Linked DNA regions of Homo sapiens: region 1 is linked to region 2. Evidence: chromatin loops called from intact Hi-C (ENCODE). Cell type or tissue: ascending aorta. All regions are shown on one strand. Links, peaks and the distances in the headings refer to the core of each region. The heading gives the core; the rest is flanking DNA. Region 1 has its middle 130 kb from the start of LINC01422. Region 2 has its middle 54 kb from the start of LINC01638.

The links. Peaks named below come from ENCODE experiments on the same cell type or tissue, not always from the same donor. Only the 100,000 strongest peaks of a DNase experiment are listed, where the experiment ranks them.
Region 1: it touches region 2 in a loop (2.4-fold over the local background); 1 of 110 quality-filtered maps calls a loop at or near these places.

What each region holds. Positions count from the first base shown.
Region 1 is chr22:27,026,821-27,036,910 of GRCh38, reverse strand. It overlaps the pseudogene RNU6-1066P. Among named protein-coding and RNA genes, the nearest start is that of LINC01422, 130 kb to the right of the region's middle. RefSeq lists a silencer at 4,431-4,725. In ascending aorta, for the core only: CTCF peaks have their summits at 4,342 and 4,541 (motif pointing left); DNase peaks (open chromatin) are centred at 4,370 and 4,846; H3K4me3 peaks cover 586 bases; H3K27ac peaks cover 1,200 bases.
Region 2 is chr22:27,165,324-27,175,413 of GRCh38, reverse strand. No RefSeq gene overlaps it. Among named protein-coding and RNA genes, the nearest start is that of LINC01638, 54 kb to the left of the region's middle. RefSeq lists an enhancer at 4,045-5,244. In ascending aorta, for the core only: no CTCF peak of the experiment used is centred there; a DNase peak (open chromatin) is centred at 4,763; H3K27ac peaks cover 332 bases.

The sequences.
Region 1 (10,090 bases), core at 2,775-6,774, 140 kb after region 2:
CATTGGAGGCGTCTTTCAATCGTCAGTGCTGGAGGGGTCCTCCCTCTGTGATGGCTTATACTTTATACAGCCTAGAGTTCTTTCTTCTCTGACTTCATAGAGCTACCCATTCCCTTCTAGAAGCATGAAACAGTGAGGGACAGGTGTTCTCCCCAAAAGATGCTTTTGGTGGCAAACTCTTTAAAAACAATCCTCTCCCAATTCACCCACCCCCACGCAAAGTTCACTCTGTTATCATAGGAAGAAAAGTATTGTGAATACAGCACAAGCTGTGTTGTTGGACAGAGGTGAACTTGAACCCAGCTCCACAGCCACAGAAAGTCCGTTCACCTCTGCTGCACCAGTCATTTGTTAAAAGTGTACTGGGATGTTGCAAGAGTTATAGAAAGCCATACATTCATGTATGCACCCACATATATGTATTCAGTTTTTATATAAACGGGATCATATCGTGCGCCCTCTTTTGCAAATGGATTTTTTTTTCACTTATTGTTTCTTGGTTATCTTAGTATGCGTCTTAAGAATGCACGCTTTAAGGCCAGGTGCGGTGGCTCATGCCTGTAATCCCAGCACTTTGGGAGGCCAAAGTGGGCGACCAAGAGGTCAGGAGTACGAGACCATCCTGGCCAACGTAGTGAAACCCTGTCTCTACTAACAACACAAAAATTAGCTGGGCATGGTGGTGGGTGCCTGTAATCCCAGCTACTCAGGAGGCTGAGGCAGGAGAATTGTTTGAACTCAGGAGGCAGAGGTTGCAGTGAGCTGAGATCACGCCACTGCACTCCAGCCTGGATGACACAGCGAGACTCCGTCTCAAAAAAAAAAAAAAAAAAAAAAAAGAAGAAGAAGAAGAAGAATGCAGGCTTTAGAGACAGATCACGTGGTTTAAATCTCAGGTCTGCAACATGCTGGCTGGACAAATGTCCTAACATGCTTCACAAATTTGCATGTCATCCTTGCACAGGGACCATGCTAATCATCTGTATATCATTTCAATTATAGTGTATGAGCATGACAAATGTCCTAACGTCCTAATCCCACCTTTCCTCGGTGTTCACATCTGTTAAATGGGAATATTAATCATGTGCAGGTGTATCTGAAAGGATTAAATGACGGAATGCAGGGAGAGTGCCAACTCCTATTTACGGCTGGTAGATGCTGACTAATATTATTCCAAAAATTTGCTTTGGTTATTTTCAGCTATTGTATGGTATTTCAGAGCGTGCTTAACCTTCATCCTGTTTGCGGATATTCAGGGCTTTTCTGTATGTACTATAGAACTGCATGTCAAATTGGGGGATGCAGGTTCCACTTGAAATTGATCACAGCCATTATTGCTCAGAAATTGAGTGGTTATGAAGGCAGGAAATATACAGGAGGAAGGTTTGTTTTGTGTATAATGTTGATGTTTTACAGTAAGAAAGTGCTCATGGAACTGCTCGTGAAAGAGAGAAAAAGAAAAAGGTAGAGAAAGAAAAAAAGAAGGAAGAGGGGGAAAAGAAAAAGATATAAAGGGTGGTAAATGGAGTGTCAAATGCCAGGCACAAGATCTTGAACATATGAGGCCCCCTCTCAGAATGGTGGCAGTTACAATATCATCATCCCCTCCTAACAGTCATGATCCCAGGCCAGGAGCAGTGGCTTACGCCTGTAATCCTAACACTTTGGGAGGCCAAGGTGGGAGGATCACCAGAGGTCAGGAGTTCGAGACCAGTCTGGCCAACAAGGTGAAACCCCGTCTCTGCTAAAAATACAACAAATTAGCCAGGCATGGTGGCAGGCGCCTGCAATCCCAGCTACTCAGGAGGCTGAGGCAGAAGAATTGCTTGAACCCGGGAGGCAGAGGTTGCAGTGAGCTGAGATCGTGCCATTGCACTCCAGCCTGGGCAATAAGAGCGAAACTCTGTTAAAAAAAAAAAAAGTCACGATCCCAAAGTTATGTGGAGTTTCACCAATCCAAGACCGTGAAAAAAATCTTTCAGGCTCGCTGTTCTGAGGCAATAATAAAGGATGGCAGCATGTGTGCATGTCTGTGTGTTTATGTGCATGCACATGTGCACGTGTGCATCTTTGCATGTAATTGTGTGTAGATGTGTGTGAGCCTGTGTGTATCTCTATGCACGCATGTGTGTGTATTTGTATATGCATGCTTGAGGGTGTGCATCGTGCATATATATGTACTTTTCTGCAAAGTGATTTTTTTTCATCGATTGCTTCTTGGGTATTTTAGGATGGGACTTACTCTGTGTGTCAGTGTCTGCATGTACGTGTGTATGGATGTGTATCCTCATGTATGTGTACACATCTCTGTGTGTGTGTGTGCATACACATATGTGCATGTGTTTCCTCTTTGGTCGACAAGAATCCCAATAAATGAGATGATGAATAATGGGTGCAAAATAGTTTTGAAAACTGCCCATTCTATACATATGTAGCTAAGGGGAGTTGACATTCATGTCCAGGATGCAAAGCAATCCTGATTGATCCCCCTCTCCACCTTCCACTTTCCCTTTGCTTCCCTTAAATTCTCTAATTGTCATCTCCATCCACACAAAGAGCAGTGGATCCCGTAGCATATAACCTTCCCTGACTTAGTCATTTGAGAAAGCCAAGGTTTCTGGTTGATGGAAGATCGCCTCTAATTATCATCTTAAAAATTATGTTTGGGATGAAAATCTCTGTAAAATGCACGATGCTCTTTGATAGTTTGGGCAGTGGCCCTTGAACTAAATCTCAGAGCTATCATTATGAGCATCATTTATTTTCCAGTGAGAAATGAAAGGCTCTGTACAATGAGAAGTGGTCTCCCCCTTTGCCCCTTCACAAAATGGCCCTAGACCGCTCAGTTTTTGCCATTAGTGAGGCTACTTTCAAATAATCCTACCTATTTCTGATGCCCATGAAGACACCACCAGCCACCTTTATCGGCCTTTATTACCTGCAGCTTTTCCTTCTCCCTTTTTATTTGTTGAATTCAATTTGTAGACAGGAAGGTCAGCTAACCACCTTCGTTAGTACTGTGCGCAAACCAAGAATAGCTAGGCTCTAAGTGAGATCCAAGGGCTGCAGATTAGCATAAAGGATTTAAAACATTAGGATCCTTGCTCTTATTGGTTGTTGGGTGGACAGTAAAAGTTCTGATTCATCAAATTAAAGGAGCTGCACCAGCTGAACCAGGGCTATGTCTATATTCCAGGTATTGTGCTAAGCATAGGGGCTCAGGGATGTCAGAGGCTTTCTGGATATGACATCTGAGCATTCGAGAGGGGTGACTTTGTGGGGGTGGGGGTTGATGTTCCTGAATAAAACATGGTCTCGGCACTTGAGATTTGGATCCATTTGGCAGTACCAAACATTTATGCTCACACAGTAGATACACAAGTATAGATGTCAACACTCAGAAAGAAACACCCACACTCATATATCAGGCAGTGCATTCTGAGGGCTAACCAGGGAGTGTGGCAGCTGTGCACCTGAGGCATTTAGGTGCATTGGGCAGGACAGGAAGGCCCCTGCCTACTTTTCCATCCATCCTCTTCTATTTCAGGGGAGCATTTCATGGCAACAGACTAGGGAGAGTGACAGGAGACCTGGAATTTAGCCTCTGTACCCCAAATGACTCTTACGTGATTGTGACTTTGAGTATGGCCCTTCTCCTCTCTGGGCCTTTATTCCTCCACTTTAAAATGATGAAATTGGACCAGATGATATCTGAGGCACACTTGAGTTTAAAACACTCCTTGAATCTGATTCTAATAATGTGAGTGATAATAATAAGCATCAGGTATTGGGTGTTTACCACATTCTATTTCTTCCTCATTTAGCCCAATAAAGTCGATGCTACTTTCCCAGTTTACATGTGAGAAAACTGAGGCTACAAACAATTAAGAGTCCTGCCCTAAGTCATGCAGCTAATTAGTGTCAGAGCTGCAATCTGGACCCAGGCAGTCTGGCCCCAGAGTCCATGCTCTTAATCACCGATGGGCTGTGCTCCTGACAGCCTGTAAATTCACCGATCTGGAGTCCTGCAAGAAGGGTTACTTCCTGTCCCCCCTCTGTGATTCCCCATGCCTTCGTTTGGGTCTTTGTTAGTAACATCTCAGGGCTCACAAGGGTTGAGACAGAGGGAAGAGGAGAACCAGGGTCTCCGATGCCTTGGAACCCGAGGCAGGCTGGCACCCTGAGGTCCCCGGGCACAGTTTCCCTGCACGTTCATCTGGCGCCGGCGGGCAGATGGGTATGCTGGCCAGTCCTGTCAGCCTGCCAGCTGGCCCAGAGCACCCGGTGGCTGGCACCTCGGCCACTCGGATGGGCTGCCGGCCCGCCTCCCACAGGCACGCAGCTGGCAGTGAGGAGCAGATGGGCCGGCCGGCCGGGCCGTTGGCTCTCCGTTACGCTGCCAGCTGGCTCCGCTGCACTTGGTGTCTTGGCACCTCTGGGCTGGCGTCGGTGGGCAGGAGGGCTGACATGTTGGCTTCCTATAGACGGGCAGCTGGCACAGGCAGCAGAGAGGAGGGTTCCTCGCCCCCTCCTGGCTGCTCCCTGAAATGGCCAGGGGTCATGGTCAATGGGAACTGAAGCCAGAATCCACCCCGCTGTGACCTGAGGAGTTTGCTGTGAGAGCGAGCTTCCTCTCCCACGCCTCCTAGGATCTGCATTGATTTGCACAAGCTCTGGCCTCCCCAGGACCTGACACCTTCCTGCCCCTGACTCCCAGCGCTCTAGCCTCCTTCACCTGGCAGGGAAGGATTGTCCCCCGGCAGGGACCCACAGCTCCTGCCAGCTTCTCTCTGTCTCCCTTGAAGTTGGCTCGCCAGTCCTTTTTCAGCTTGTCTAATTCAAAGGCTCAGCTTCTGTGAGTGCCGGAGAACTGGACTCAGCAAAGGCTGGAATCCTGATGAGATGCTCCATGAAAGCCCAGGAGTCCTGGTTCCAGTCCTTGCATGTTCTCATGGGTGCTGTGAGAACATGTGCTTCCCTCTTCAGGCCTTGGTTTCTCTATCACTTCTTTCTTATTACCCATGAATTCTTATTACTAATGAATAGTTCAGAATAAAATAAAATCCTGCCTCGAGGTTTCTAGATAAACCGTAATATGTTCATGACCCCTGACATTCTAGGTGCAAGCTTATGCATTTGGATGGTGTTATCTGTTGAATTGTGTCCCCAAAATGATGTTGAAATCCTAACCTCCCAAACTTGGGAATGGGACCTTATTTGGAAATAGGATCTTTGCCAATGAACAAACTAAGATAAGGTCATGGGGTATATCCTTATCAAAAGGGGGAATTTGGACACAGACATACATAGAACAAAGACGATGGAAAGATACAGGGAGAAAACAGCCATCTACAAGCCAAGGACCCGTGGGACCACAGGCAGATAAGAGAGAGGCTTGGAACATATGCTGTCTTACAGCCTTCAGAAGGAGCCCACCCTGCCCATACCTTGATCTCTAACTTCTGGCCTCCAAGCCTGTAAACAAATAAATTTCCCTTTTTCTCAGCCCCCTGGTCTACAGCACCCTGTCATGGTAGCCCTAGAAGACCAACACAGGTGAGCATGCCACCTTCTGGGGGATGGTTCACACATTTCATCAGGTCATCATGGGGGCTCATGACCCACCCCACCTCAAATTACAACCATTAATGTCGGTCCCAATCCTACATGGGCTTCCCACGAGGTAACATAATAGCTGTCCTGGCCGGGCGCAGTGGCTCACGCCTATAATGCCAGCACTTTGGGAGGCCAAGGCGGGTGGGTCGCTTGAGGTAAGGAGTTCAAGACCAGCCCGGCTGACGTGGTGAAACTCCATCTCTACTAAAAATACAAACTATTAGCCAGGCGTGGTGGTGCACACCTGCAATCCCAGCTACTCGGGAGGCTGAGACAGGAGAATCACTTGAACCCAGAAGGCGAAGGTTGCAGTGAGCCAAGATCACGTCATTGCACTGCAGCCTGGGTGACAGAGTGAGATTTCATCTAAAAAACAACAACAGCGACAACAAAAAAAGCTGCCCTGAATCCTTCAGGCAGCTGAGTTCAGGTGCATTTTACCTGCTGCTGAGAGCATCCTGAACCACCAACCCTATTCAGGGACAGTTATTTCAGGGGCTGACTCTACTCATGGACACAAAATGGCTGCAGAAGCCCCACCATCACCCCCAGATCCAATCACACTTAGAGATACATTCTGAAACACTGCATAATAAAGTATAAAGCACAGAAATGCATATAGCAGCATGGTTTGGCTATCCAGGGGATGCTTTATTCAGGCAAACTGAACCCATTACCCATGATTTCAGATTTAAAGGAAGTAAAGATCAGCTCACTTTCCATATCTAGCTTTGGATGTGATATCAGAAGACCTGGGGTCTAGCCCGCAACCCCCTTATTTTCTAGCTTTAGAGACTAATTCTGTAGAGCCTTCAACTGGAAAGCAAATAAAAATATGAATCAAGTGACTTCAAGTGTGGTGGCTCATGCCTGTAATCCCAGCACTTTGGGAGGCCAAGGCAGGCAGATCACAAGGTCAGGAGATCGAGACCATCCTGGCTAACACAGTGAAACCCCATCTCTACTAAAAATACAAAAAAAATAGCCGGGTGTGGCGGCAGGCACCTATAGTCTCAGCTACTCGGGAGGCTGAGGCAGGAGAATGGCGTGAACCTGGGAGGTGGAGCTTGCAGTGAGCCAAGATTGCGCCACGGCACTCCAGCCTGGGCGACAGAGCGAGACTCTTTCTCAAAAAAAAAAAAAATTAATATCATGTCATCTTTTAATTCCACTTCTGGGAATCAATCTGAAGATGTGTATCAAACTATGGAAAAAGTTTTATTTAAGAAGGTGCTTATTGAAGCAGTTGGTTTGTAAATTTAAAAAACAAAAAAAGTGAAACAACTGCCCTGGATGGGGTTGGTGGTTTAGGACATTCTCAGCTGCAAGCAACAGGCATCTTAACTCAGCTGCCTGAAGGGGTCAGGACATCCACTATCTTACCTTATGAGAAGCCCAGAGTGAGAGTGCACTGAGAAGGTGCCTGCAGTTGTCCTTTTCTACATGTTAGCTTTATTGCCTGGGCTCACTTTCCTCATGGACACAAAATGGCTGCAGAGATCCCAGCATCACACCCAGATCCAGCCACATTTAGAGAAAGAATGGGGACATTGCCTCATGAATGCCTCTTTGTAAAAGCCAAACAAAGTTTCCCAGGGGCACCCAGCAAAATTTCTTTATATCTCATGGCCTGTGATCGTGCCATATGTCCAGGTCTTAACCAATCTTGAGAAGATAAATAAAGTGGCTGTAATTGGATTGGTCAGTCAGGGCCTGCTCTCTGAGACTGGAGGCAGGGCTGGCTCCAGGACACAGATGGTGGACTTGGACTCTATGAGGAGGAGGAAAATGGGTGTAGGAGCTCAATGTCTAGCAGGCAGTCAACAGGATGGTGTTGTAGTCACTGGTTGTAGGTCAGTTACAATTAAAAAGTTAAGATTATGTTAAAATTAGATGGCAAAAATAAATAGGTGATGAAGATTGAGATGTACATGGCAAGGGTTATCATCAATGGAGAAATGCATTCTTGGAAATCGGTAAGACCAGCACTCCAGTATGATTGGCAAATATGAGCATGTCAGTGGAATATTAATATCCACTAGCCCATGAGAAAAGTACACTGATATCACTAATAATCAATATATTTTGCTTACAACACTGGCCAGGTTCATAGAATCTGATTTTTTGAGGAAACAGGCACTCAATAGCATTAATGATGGATACACAAATGGGAACAGAAAGTTGGCCTTGATGTCACGCCTGTTTATTTTTTTAATTAAGGTGAAATTCACATAACATAAAATTAACCATTTTAAGGTGAATAATTTCAACAGCATTCTGTACATTTATGATACCATACTACCATCACCTCTACCTAGTTCCAAAGCATTCTCATCACCCTAAAAGAAAATCCTATACCCCTTAAGCAGTCACTCCCATTACCCCTCCCCACAGCCACTGGCAACCACTAATCCACTTTCTGTCTTTGTGGATTCACCTATTCTGGATATATCATACAAATGATGGATCATGTGATCTTTTATGTCTGGCTTCTTTCACTTAGCGTGGTGTCTTCCAGGTACATCCATGTTGTAACATGCATCAGTTCTTCACCCCTTTTCACAACTGAGTAATGTTCCATTGCATGTGCCTGCTTTTTGACCCACCAATTGCACATCTGGAAACTTATCCCAAGAAAATGATCATGAAATTGTGCAGAGAACAGCTACCAGGATCTTTCTGAACCCATCATTTCGAAGGCCACAAGATGAGACTTGGGAAAGTAATTATGATTAGTCTATATGTGACAGGATATAAGGAAGACAGCATCCATTATATTACAGCAGAATATTTCACAATACCAGAAAGTACTTACAATTGCTTTGCAGCCTTTTGGCTAAGATCAAGTATTGAAACTACTTGTGGCATGGTGGTATTTCTGTTAAAAGCGTATTATAAAACCTTGTGTTCTCTATGACCCCCTTGTCAGTCATTGCTTCCGTTATAGAGAGCATTTGTGAGGTATGGAACATCTACTGTGCACCAGGCACTGTTCAAGGTGCTGAATAGAAAGCAGTATTTAAATAGACAGAATTGCTGATTTGGGGTAGCATGCAACATTATTGTGTGTGTAACTTTGGTGGGGGCTGATGAATGGGCAATAGGGGGTCCCCTGGGGGAAGGAAGGAGGTGATATCCACGTACTTTGAGAGTCTAAATGTATAAGTAGAAAAAAGTATGGGTGGTAGATTATGAGTAATCTTTATTCCTTTCTTTTTATGTGCTTGTAATGTCCACATATTTTTCAGTAAAGATGTGTGTTATTTTTATAATCAGAAAAAAGAAAGCTGACTTGTAACTGGTAGGCTTATTAAGAACTAGCTATATTACAACACCAAAATGAATAGAATTGAAATGTAAATTAAATTGCAGAATTTAAATATTGTAGACCCTATGCTTATAATCATATATATGTGTGTGTATATGTATATATATACATGTGTATATATGTATATATATACGTGTGTATATATGTATATATATACGTGTGTATATATGTATATATATACGTGTGTATATATGTATATATATACGTGTGTATATATGTATATATATACGTGTGTATATATGTATATATATACGTGTGTATATATGTATATATATACGTGTGTATATATGTATATATATACGTGTGTATATATGTATATATATACGTGTGTATGTATACATACACACATATGTATATACATATACGTACACTTACACATATATATATAAAGCTATGTAAAGACCCAGTTTCTTTATATCATAATTGACACATAGTGCGTATTCAATAAATTCCTGTTGAATGAATGGATTATTTGTCCCTTTACTTCCTATTTTTTTTTATTTTCCACATTTTCCTCAGGATCATGTGGTTCCTTTTTTTGAGACAAAACATCAACCTATTATTGTTTTATTTTTAAATTTTAGTCATATAATACATTTGCAAGGTAAATAAACTTTAGCGTAAGGAGCTAAACAAGACCAGGTTTACACGGTGTCTTCTGCCTCATCGTAGGCCTTCTAGAAATGTTTGTCCCTTTCTTTCTCCCTGGAGGCCTCTAAAAAAGATCCCGTTTACAAGAGAAAAATTGACTCCTCTGCAACTGTTTCTCTCCTGCACGTCTGTGATATAAATCACAGCCTTCCTGAAGAGCATCTTCAGAGCTCATAGACTCTCAGAGTTGGGGGGAACCTTGAAGATCCCAAATCCTTTCTCACTCCACCCCAATATACAGATGAGGAAACTGAGGCCCATAGAGGGAAAGAGACCTGCCCAAGGTCACACAGGAGACAGTGACAGAGCTGGAATGGGAACCCACTCCTTACTTCTTACAGTTTACTTCCTCCATTGTACTGGCAGCTGCCTCTGCCAATTTTAGCATAAAGTATGCTCATGGTGTTGGGAGGCTTCCTGCTTCTCGGGACTGAGTGTGTTAGGCTTTGTGGAGGCCTTGGTTTCCCTACACAAACCCACCCTTCCACTGGAGGA
Region 2 (10,090 bases), core at 2,276-6,275:
TTTGCATATTAATAGTTTGCATATTAACCAGCGACTTCAGAGGGTGGGCGGGCTAATGAATGCAGCAATCTCCTCAATTTTAACTCAATTTGCCTCATCCATATTCCAATGACTTTGGGGATTGGTGTTCAGCGTTCATTGAAATTATCCGAGGCAGACCCAGTGTGGGCTGCACTACCATTAATCCAATTAATTAGCCCCGTGGATACGGCCGCCTGGGCTAGGGCCCTTTGTTCAGTGCTGGGGGCTAATGACAGCCCCAATCTGATGGGATAATGAGGGGAGCGAAGGAGGGTTTGACCCCAAGTCTGGGTCCTGGGTGGTGTTTGGAGCAGGAGGGGAAGGTGGCTTTTGGGGAGGGGCTCAGATCACGGGGAGACAGCTGCTTTCCTTCCCTACTCCCTCATGCTCTCATTCAGTCACTCAAGTCTTGCCCTCACTCACTCCTTAGCGTGAGATGTCTCCCATTTACCCCTCCACACTCACTCTCCATCCCTCTTCTCCCTGCTCTGTGCCCGGGAAGGGTGAGCTACACCAAGGGGATCTGGAGCCCTCCAGCTTCTGGGTAGGTCCTGCCAATGGGAGGTGCAAGCAAGAGGAGGAAAGGAGGGGAAAAAGAGATCAGAGTATTGATTCCCTGCCTTCCTCTCTGCTGGACTGCAGGCTGGCTGGGTCCCTCTACCAGAGGTCACATCCATTGCCAAGCAGCCCTCTTCAATAGCTACTATCTCTGATCCCCTGAAATAGCCCCCTGGCCTTGCCCCCTCAGGCCTAGGGATGGTGACAGGTCCTTACTCTAGAAGCCCTAGGGTGATGTGTGGTCCTCTGTGGTTATTTTCAGTTCTTTTCTATCATCACAGCCTCTTTGAATATGCCATCTGTTCCCTGCTGGGGCCCCGATTGGTACCCACCCCTCATTCCTTCACTCTTACAGTTTTTCAACCACACAATCACTCACGCTTTCAAAGACGATCATGAGGACTAAACCGTACGCTACATTTATAACATGCTCAGCAAGATGCCTGACACGCACTGAGTTCAGTGAATGTTGGCCATAGTTAAGTGTAGGTACAGATAACCTAGCTGGTTAGATGAAGTGTCCTTTAAATGAATCCTATGAAATAATAGCCCCATGAGATGCTTTTGATAAAAGGATTTCTTGGTAATCAATGTCTAGGAGCCCAGCAAATCCCCTTCTTAGAGATCCATAATATATGTTATTATAATAAAAGTTATGAGACGTCCTGTAGTAAAGAAAAGCTTGGATTTCATGTAAATTCAAATATTCCTAGACTATATCATCTCTCATTTCCATTTCCCATTTGAGAAAACTAAAGCACCAAGAGATTACTGTGTATGATTGCTCAAAGCCCACCTAGAAACTGGCTCCTGAATTCAATCTCTGTATTTGTGTGTTGTGGGGGAGAGGGGGAGATGGAGGAGGTAGTCTGAGACCTCTTGGAAAGAACTTGGGTTGCAAACAGGTTGAATCCCTGCTCAAGCTCCTTATTAGCCATATGGCCCGAGAGAAACGGCTGCAACCTCCTGGAAACTCAGTCTTCTCGTCAAAAAAATGGGAAGGAAAATTCCTGTCATACCTAACTATGGGAGCATTCAGAACAATCAGCTGGTTAAGCGGAAAGCTTGTAAATAGATTTCCTCTGTGACACCTCTCCATGGTTCTGCAAGAGGAGACCCCAGTGCTGTGACTCATGGGAGGGAAGCACCTGTTTCCTTCTTAATCAGGTCTCCCTGATTTAAAATTCTATTGATAAAAATTTATCTTTAAAAAGTCCACCATGATAGCTCATGTCTGTACTCACAGCTACTCAGGTGGCTGAGGCTGGAGGATCACTTGAGCACGGGAATTTGAGGCTGCAGTAGGCTGCGATTGTGCCATGGAACTCCAGCCTGGGCAAATAGAGTGAGATCCCTTCTCTAAAAAAAATAAAAATTAAGAAATGTATCTGAAGAATATTTGGACAAGTATGCAAAAATATATGCATAATTATGTTCATTTTAGAGTTTTTTGCATTAATAAAAATTAGAAACAACTACATGTCTAACAAAAAGGAACTGACCAAGTAAAGAACGGGGCTTCCATGCAATGAAATTCTATGCAGCCATTTGAGATCAGAAAAACCTTTTTAAAAATCTTGGGATTCACCTGTTTATAAAACCCTGAAATTCTCTTTTCTTCAAACCAGATTTTGTCTATAAAATTTAAATACATGGAGTAGGTTTTTAGAAAAAAATGAAACAGTTGCCTTAGTTACGGTTAGGTAGGGAAACAAAGATCCTGCCTCTTAGCCCCTTTCCACACTAGCCACCCAGTACTCCTTACGCATCTCCCCAGATCTCTGGGATTTGAAGTGATAATACAAGGATAAAACTATACAGGGACAGATATTATCTTCTCAGTACTTCATGTGGGTCCCGCATTCTGCATTATATCATTTAATTTTCACAGCAAGCCTGATACAAGATGAGCATTTGCTTACCAACCCATTTTGCAGATGGGAAACCAAAGTCTCTAGGCCAAGATCCCCTGAGTAGAAAGAACCAGGATTTAATCACTAAAGTCTGAAACTAAGGGCTAGGCTCTAATGGGAAAGTGGTGAGTAGAAAAGTCAGCTAATAAATTCATATGCAGGATGCTAGTTTCCTGGTTGTGATCATGAACCATTGTTATAAAAGATGGGGGAAGGTGGATGAAGGACACACAGTAACTCTACAAGGTTCTTACAACTTTTTGTAAGTCTGAAGTTATTTCAATGTAAAATAAAATTTAAAATAGCATGTCGAATGAGATCCTATTTGGTTGTGTGTGTGTGTTTATAAATCAAGTTGGTTAACAGTACAAAAAATACAGTTAGAAGGAATAAGTTCTAGTATTAGGTAGTACAGTAGGAAAATTACAGTTAACAATAATTTATTGCATATTTCAAAATAACTGGAAGAAAAGATGTGTAATACTCCCAACACAAAGAAAAGATACATTTTTGAGGTGATGGCTACCCCAATTACTTTGATTTGATCACTACACATTGTATACAGGTATCAAAATATCACATGTATCCCCAAAATATGTAAAACTAATATGTATCAATGAAAAAATTAATTAACTTGAAACTTAATTTCTATACTTTTTGATATTTAAAATGGGGATCACTTTTACTCACTTGTCAAAACTAAATGTATAATTTAACAACACTCACCTTCATCTCTAGGTGAGAGTTTGCAGGCAATTTCTTTTTTCAAAAAATTATCTAAATTTTTAATTTTTTTCTTCAATGACTATGCATGATGATTTGTGTAATCTTTTTAAAAAGTTTAAACAATCATCTGGGGCCAGCTAAATACCTATCCAGGTCCTGCCTCTGTAATCCAGTGGTAAGAGATTCGATTGGTTCTCCCCAAACTCTTTCTTTGTGGAGTTTCAGAAAGCCAGATGCATATCAGGTCCTGTTTCTCTGCCATTCCCACCTGCCTGTCATTGCAGAGACTCCCAGTTTCTTGTCTCTTCCCAGAAGACACTATAGAAGCCTCCAGACCACGTGGCGGGTGGGGTGATGAGGGAGAGCGCTGCACACTTACAAATTACCGCAGCAAAATGGATTGCCTTGACAAAATGTAATGTTTTGTGACAGAGCCCAAATATGCATTTCATTCTTGAGAAGCAGACTCAAGGAACTCGTTGGAAATATTAAATTAAGCAGTGTAACAGCTGAGATAATTGGGTTTTCTGCCCTGTTGCCTGTGATTTTGTGTGGCGTTTGAGGCGGTTGGGCAGTTCTGTTTGACTGGGGAATGGGAGAGGCCCCTGGGAAGCTCTTGGAAAGTGGAGGTTGGGTGTGGTTCAACCTTATGTTGAGATGGGAGAGACCCTGAGCACCACCAATCCTCTGGGTCCTCAAATCAAAATCTCCCAGCTAAAAATGATTGCAGAGGCCATGTGGTTTGATGCCTGCCCCCATTTCATGGATGAAGAAACTGAGTCCTTAGGGAGATGGCTTAGCAAGATAATGGCAGAGCTGAGACATAAACTGCTGACTTTGAAAAGCTTTTTCCACAATATCATCCCTCCTCTTTATTATGGTCCTGCAACCGCAGGGCTTTGAGCCATTTTGCTTGTAATGCGCCCCAAAGATCCTGGGTTCTGGGATAGATAGACACATTGCAGGTGACAGTGCAGCCTCTCCTTCACTGGGGGAACCTTCTGCAAGTCTTGGCTGCTCGGAGCCTCAGTTTCCCTCTGTAAAATGGGGGTCAGCATGTTTGCATTGGAGGGAATGCAATGAGATTTTTAACAGGGCTGATTTGTAGATGAACCCCCTGTGGATATGGTTAAAGACGAAGATTTTGATTCAGCAGGTCTACAATGGGGCTGGAAATCCTGCATTTCTAACGGGCTCTGCAGGGATGTTGATGCTGCTGGGATCATCCTTCAAAGAGCAAGTTTATAACATATAGAACTGCTCAACCAGGGCTTGGTATGCAGTAGGCACTCTATCAATACACTCCCTTTATTCTCCTGTTATTCCTTCCAGGACTTTGTCCTAACCTACATTTCTGAAAACTCAGCCAGAAAGAAGATGGGAGGCAGGCAGCACGTCTGATGGGTCCCTTGGGAGCCATAAACATCCAATTCAACCTTGTGTGCTCCTGGTCCTCACCCGAAATGACCAGGCCAACTTTGTGGAAGGGGTGAGTCATGGCTGACAAGCTTTGCAGGCCTCCACAGCGGCACACTACAGAACTCAGCAGGGGAAATATTTCCACGTTTGCACATTTTCCAGCAGTTGGTCCAGGAATGCATGCCCAGTTAGCCTTGGCACACACTGGCCCAGCCCAGTACTGCCTCTCTGATGTCAAGGGAGTTTCTTTTTCAAGTCCAACTCAAAACACATTCCTGGACACCCAGAAATAAAGCTGGAAAATGGAGACCCTCTCTCTGTCTCTGGGCCACCCTCTGAGATGCCTTTCATCTTACAGCACTGACAAGATCATGTGGAAACTGATTCAGTCAAGTAGCCGCTGTGTGACCACAGCCAAGGCATCTCCCTTCTCTGAGCCTCAGTTTCCTCATCTATAAACTCTCAGCTGTGGAGTATGGAGCTTATGGATATGGATCCTGGAGTTTCCATCAGTTTCAATCCCAGCTCCATCACTTCCAAACTAGGTGAACTAGCTCTCCAATTCTCAGTTTCCTGATGTATCAATACAGGTTAACAGTAAAGTCTACCTCACAGCCCAGCTCTGGGAATTCAGCAAGATGAAAACTTATGTAATCTCAGCTCAGGGTTGGGCATAAGACAAGAGTTCAGCAAGTGCTATTATTATTTGCAAACATGAAAATTTATCTACCTACTGATTTACTGCTGGACTTTGATCTTGATTGGTGTCTACCCCAAATTGCTACTTCAATGTAATCAGCAGCTTTTATGGAGTCACTTAGGGATGATGATATTAACTTGCCAAAAGTTATTGGACGTTTATAAACCAGGCATTGTTCTCAATTCTTTACTTGTGTTATATGACAGATAATTCTCACAACAACTCTGAAAGATTGATTACGGTGAAAAATATAGTATTATTCTCTATTTTACCAATGAGGAAACTAAGGCACAGGAAGCTTAAATAACTTGCTAGAGGTCACACAGTTGAAGTATCAGTCAGGTATGGCCACAATAATGTTACATGACACGTGACCATAGACATCTTGGAGGAAAACAAGTGTTGACTTCTCCCTCATGCATGTAGGAGTTAATGGGGGTCTCCAAGACTGGTCTTGACTGAGCTCAGCCCCAGATCTTCTCCACTGATCTCCCATCCTCCTTGGACCTACAACTACTCATGGCAAAAGGCAAGGTCCCATGGGCCAGAGGAAACCACATGTTCAAGCCCAGAGTCAAGGGTTGGGGGAATATTTGTCCCCACACCTTGAAGCCCCAGCAAAGGTGTGAACATGTCATCTTCCTACACAGAAGTCAAGAACTGAGAGCATTAATTCAACATCCCACAGCTGATGGGGGATGGGGAGAGGAGTGAGGCAATTGACCCAGAGAGACTGATGGAAGAACTTGTTATCGTAACTGCTGTACCAGAAGTCTCTCTATCTCCTTAGAGTGTTGAGTAAACATGTGTAGAATGCTGCTCTCTGAAAACAGCTCTAGGTGGCTCAATCATGGCTTATGTAAGACTATTTGACATAATTTTATAGAAGATAAAATATTGGAATAATGTCCACTTTCCTTTGAGAAAGTCTAGGGAAGCAGTATTATTTATTTATCCATCCATGCATGAACCCATTAATACACCTACCATAAAATCCATACATCCATTTATCTATTCATCCACCTGTCCTAAAATCCATCTCTCTATCCATCTGTCCATCAACCTACCCACCTAGACATCTTTACATTTATCCATCCATCCATCCAACCATCCATCCATCCATCCGTCCATCCATCTCTCCTAAAATTAATCCAGTCATCCATCCATCTATCCTTTCATCCATCCATCCATCCATTCATCTACCCAGATGAAACATCCATTTATCTATCCACTTATCCATCCATCCATTAATCCTCCCATTCATCCACCTCTCCTAAAGTTCGTCTCTATATCTATCCACCCAACAACCCGCCTACCCACCCAACCACCCAAACATCCACCCATCTATCCACATCTCCTGAAATCCATCTCTCTATTCATTCATGCACCCAATCTATCCACCTACCCTACAATATCTCATCCATGTACCCATCCATCCACCTATGTTATAATCCACCCATCCCTCCATTTACCTATCCATCCAACAAATATTTATTGAGCTCCTATTATGTGCCAGACACTGTGCTGTACGGCAAACCCAGACCTGGTCTCCGCATTCAAGGTGCTTACAGTCTAGCAGAGCAGACAGATTCACCAGATAACCATACAAATAAACATACAATTCAAATGGAGACAAATGATACGGAGAAGAAGAATGAGGGGTGGTGAGAGGTTAGAAAAGGGGGCCTGACTTAGGTGGGATCAGGGAATGGCATTTATGGAAGGATCAGAGGGATGAATAGGAGCTAAGTAGATGAAAAGGAAAGAAAAGAGCCTCCCAAGTGGTGGGAAAACCTTAGATGAAGGTTGAAAATCAAGCGATGGAAAGGAATATAGATTTCTCCAAGAGCTATTAAGAGTCTGTAACTGGTCCTCAGCAAACAAAATGAGTTGTGGTGTGAGTGGGTGCTGGGGAGGGCTTCAGGGCCAGCCTTGCAGGGTCTTGTAGGCTGGGGAAGGATATGATTCTATATTTAATAGGGAGACAAATGTCCCTACAGGTGAGGAGGTCCAAGATTTGGGAGGCTAGGCTGTTGCAAGTACCCAGAAGGCCCTGCAGCTCTGCAAACATGGTTGTGGGAACTCTGAGGCTACAGTGGGGAGAGTAACTGAAAGGACCCTGTGTAGCCACTGCATCTGTGGCTCTGCTCAGGGCCACACATCTCCCAGGGTGCCAGCCACAGTCTGCCAACTCCTGCACCCCACAGTGCTGCTTAGCCCAGAAAGTTCATGTCTGGATTCAGATGGACATAGGGTTGATTCCGCAGCCCCATCATTTCCTCAATATGTGACATTGGGTAAGTTATTTAACCTCCCTGAGCCTCAGTTTTTCCATCTGCAAAATGGTGGTAATAGTTGGTGGGACAGAACTATGTCCCAATGTCCAGAACTCCCTCTTCAGCCTTCCCTAGAAATGAAGAAGGAGGCCTTAGCCTCTCAGACTGAGGTCTGTGTTGTTCATGGAGCCACATTCTATGAGAGGCTCATTGCATTTTAGTAGAGAGTGGGTACACTGCATTAGAAGATGCTGGACAGTGATGTGCCCTCTGTAGCCCTCTCTATCACTTGAACCCCTGTGGCTGGATGGTCCTTCAGGGCTAAAGCCTTCTCTGCTGACCTGACAATTGTAGCCAATGCCAAGAGGCACTAGGAAGCCTTGCGAGGTCTGTAGTTAAGAGACAGTCCCCAGGCTGCAATCAGATTTATTACCATGCCTGCCATTTATGCAACAAACTCGTGTTGAGTTCTTACCATGTGCCAGGCATGTGTCCTGTGCTGAGAACGCATAGCACCATGGAATCCCAGTGTGTTAGATGCCCACAGACTGGAAGTGGGGCAGATGTGTAGGGTAGGCTTACAGACCAGTGTGGAAAACACCCTAATCGATGTATGAACAAGTCTTTCCAGATCATAAGAGGGGGAATGACTACTCTCTAGGTAGAGAGTATTTGAGATGGCACTTAAGCATCTGCAGGAATTCGCAAAGCTTACAAGCACGGAAGAGGCATCCAGGCACAGAGGAGTGGTGCTGATGGTGCGGGAGGTAAAGGACACAAGGGCAGGACCCGCTCTGGTCTTCTCTTCTGCTATGGCCTCCAGAGCCTGAACCTTCCGCAAGACTTGCTGAATACTGTGGCCACTTAGAACCACGCTGACAATTGCAAGTGTCCCTTGCTTTATATTTTTTCACGTGCCAACAAACATAGGATCAGTCTACACATGTGTCTTGCTTAAGATCCAAAGGTGGCACAAGTAGCTATGATAGCTATGCCTGCTGTCAGCTCCTCTGTGCACCCCAGATAGTTCTAAAAACTTGATATGGAACGCTTTACTTCATTGGATCCTCTCTGCGTGAGGTTAAAAACAAAAAAGATATACTGGATTAGGAATTTGGAGACTTGGTTTCTAGCACAATGTGACTTTGAGTGAACATTTCTCCTCTCTGAGTCTTGCTTGACCCATTTGCCCATCTGTACAGTGAATGAATGCCAGCCAAAGGCCCTTCCTATTCTACCAATGGGAATTCTCTTCTTTAAGTCGGTTTTCTTATTTTATATCATCTCTCTCTTCTCAATAGGCAGGCAGTTGCTCAGGAGGGTAACATGGGGATACCCAAACTTGTAATTCATTTTAACACTGAGAATATCCAACTACTGAAATCAACCACAAGAGACTGGGAATGGAGTTCTTTTTAAGCTCCTGCTCTAGGTACAGTTGCCTTCAGATTGTCCTTTAAATATGCTATTCTTCATTCATTCATTCATTCATTCATTCATTCATTCATTCTTGCATCACTCACTGGGCATTCCCGCAAGTTTGATATTGGGCACACACAACGCTGGTACATCATTTTCCTTTCTCTTAAGATTTCTTATCTCCCAACTCAAAGGGTATTGTCCCCCCATCTTCATTTTATTATATAGTCATTTATTTATTATTTGTTTGTTCTCAAACCCCAAAGCCCTTCAGTTTAGCAGATGTGCCAGCAAACTTCCCCAAACATGGTTGTGTGTGACATTGATGGAAATAGTTTATGATCAATTTCAAGGGCCCTGATGATCTTTTTTTAATAAGGCACCGCTATGGGTGTGCAGCAAACTATGCCATTGTGATTTCACGAGATACTTGCTATGAAATCGAAAGCCGCCACCCCTCCTCCCTTCTTCCAGACTTAAAACGATGGTGCCTCCTTGGGGAGTGTCTATCAGTGGCTTCAAACCCCTGGTGTGGCTGCTACAGGATAAAGAATTTTCTCTCTAGGGGGCCCTCGCTCAAGGTCTGCAGGCAGCAGTATCTCTTCAGGTGTGGTCTAAGCCTCTGGGAATGGGCCCAGGAATCTGCATTTCCACAAGAACCTCAGGACAGTTTTATGTCCTAAAATCTGGACTCTGTCTCCTATCATTTGAAAGAAAGTAGGGTAGAAAGGAAAAAATAATCATTAAAGTCCAATATATTTGCACATCCTAGTTAATTATCTTCAGATTTAGGGAAATATGAAGTGTTATATATGGCACCTACACCCTCTTTGTAGTGTTGCCCATGGATGGACTGGCTTGGTACCTACTAAGAGGGTTTCATAATTTATCTCTTATCCCTCCTCCAACTCTACCTGAAAAACCAGAGAATACTCCCTTCCTCAATTACATTATTCCCCAAACACACCATAACTTCCAGCCTTTCTGTCCATTAACCTCTTTTCCAGGAATGTCTTTACTTCTAATAGGTCTGCCTGTCATCAAACTCTTATGCATCC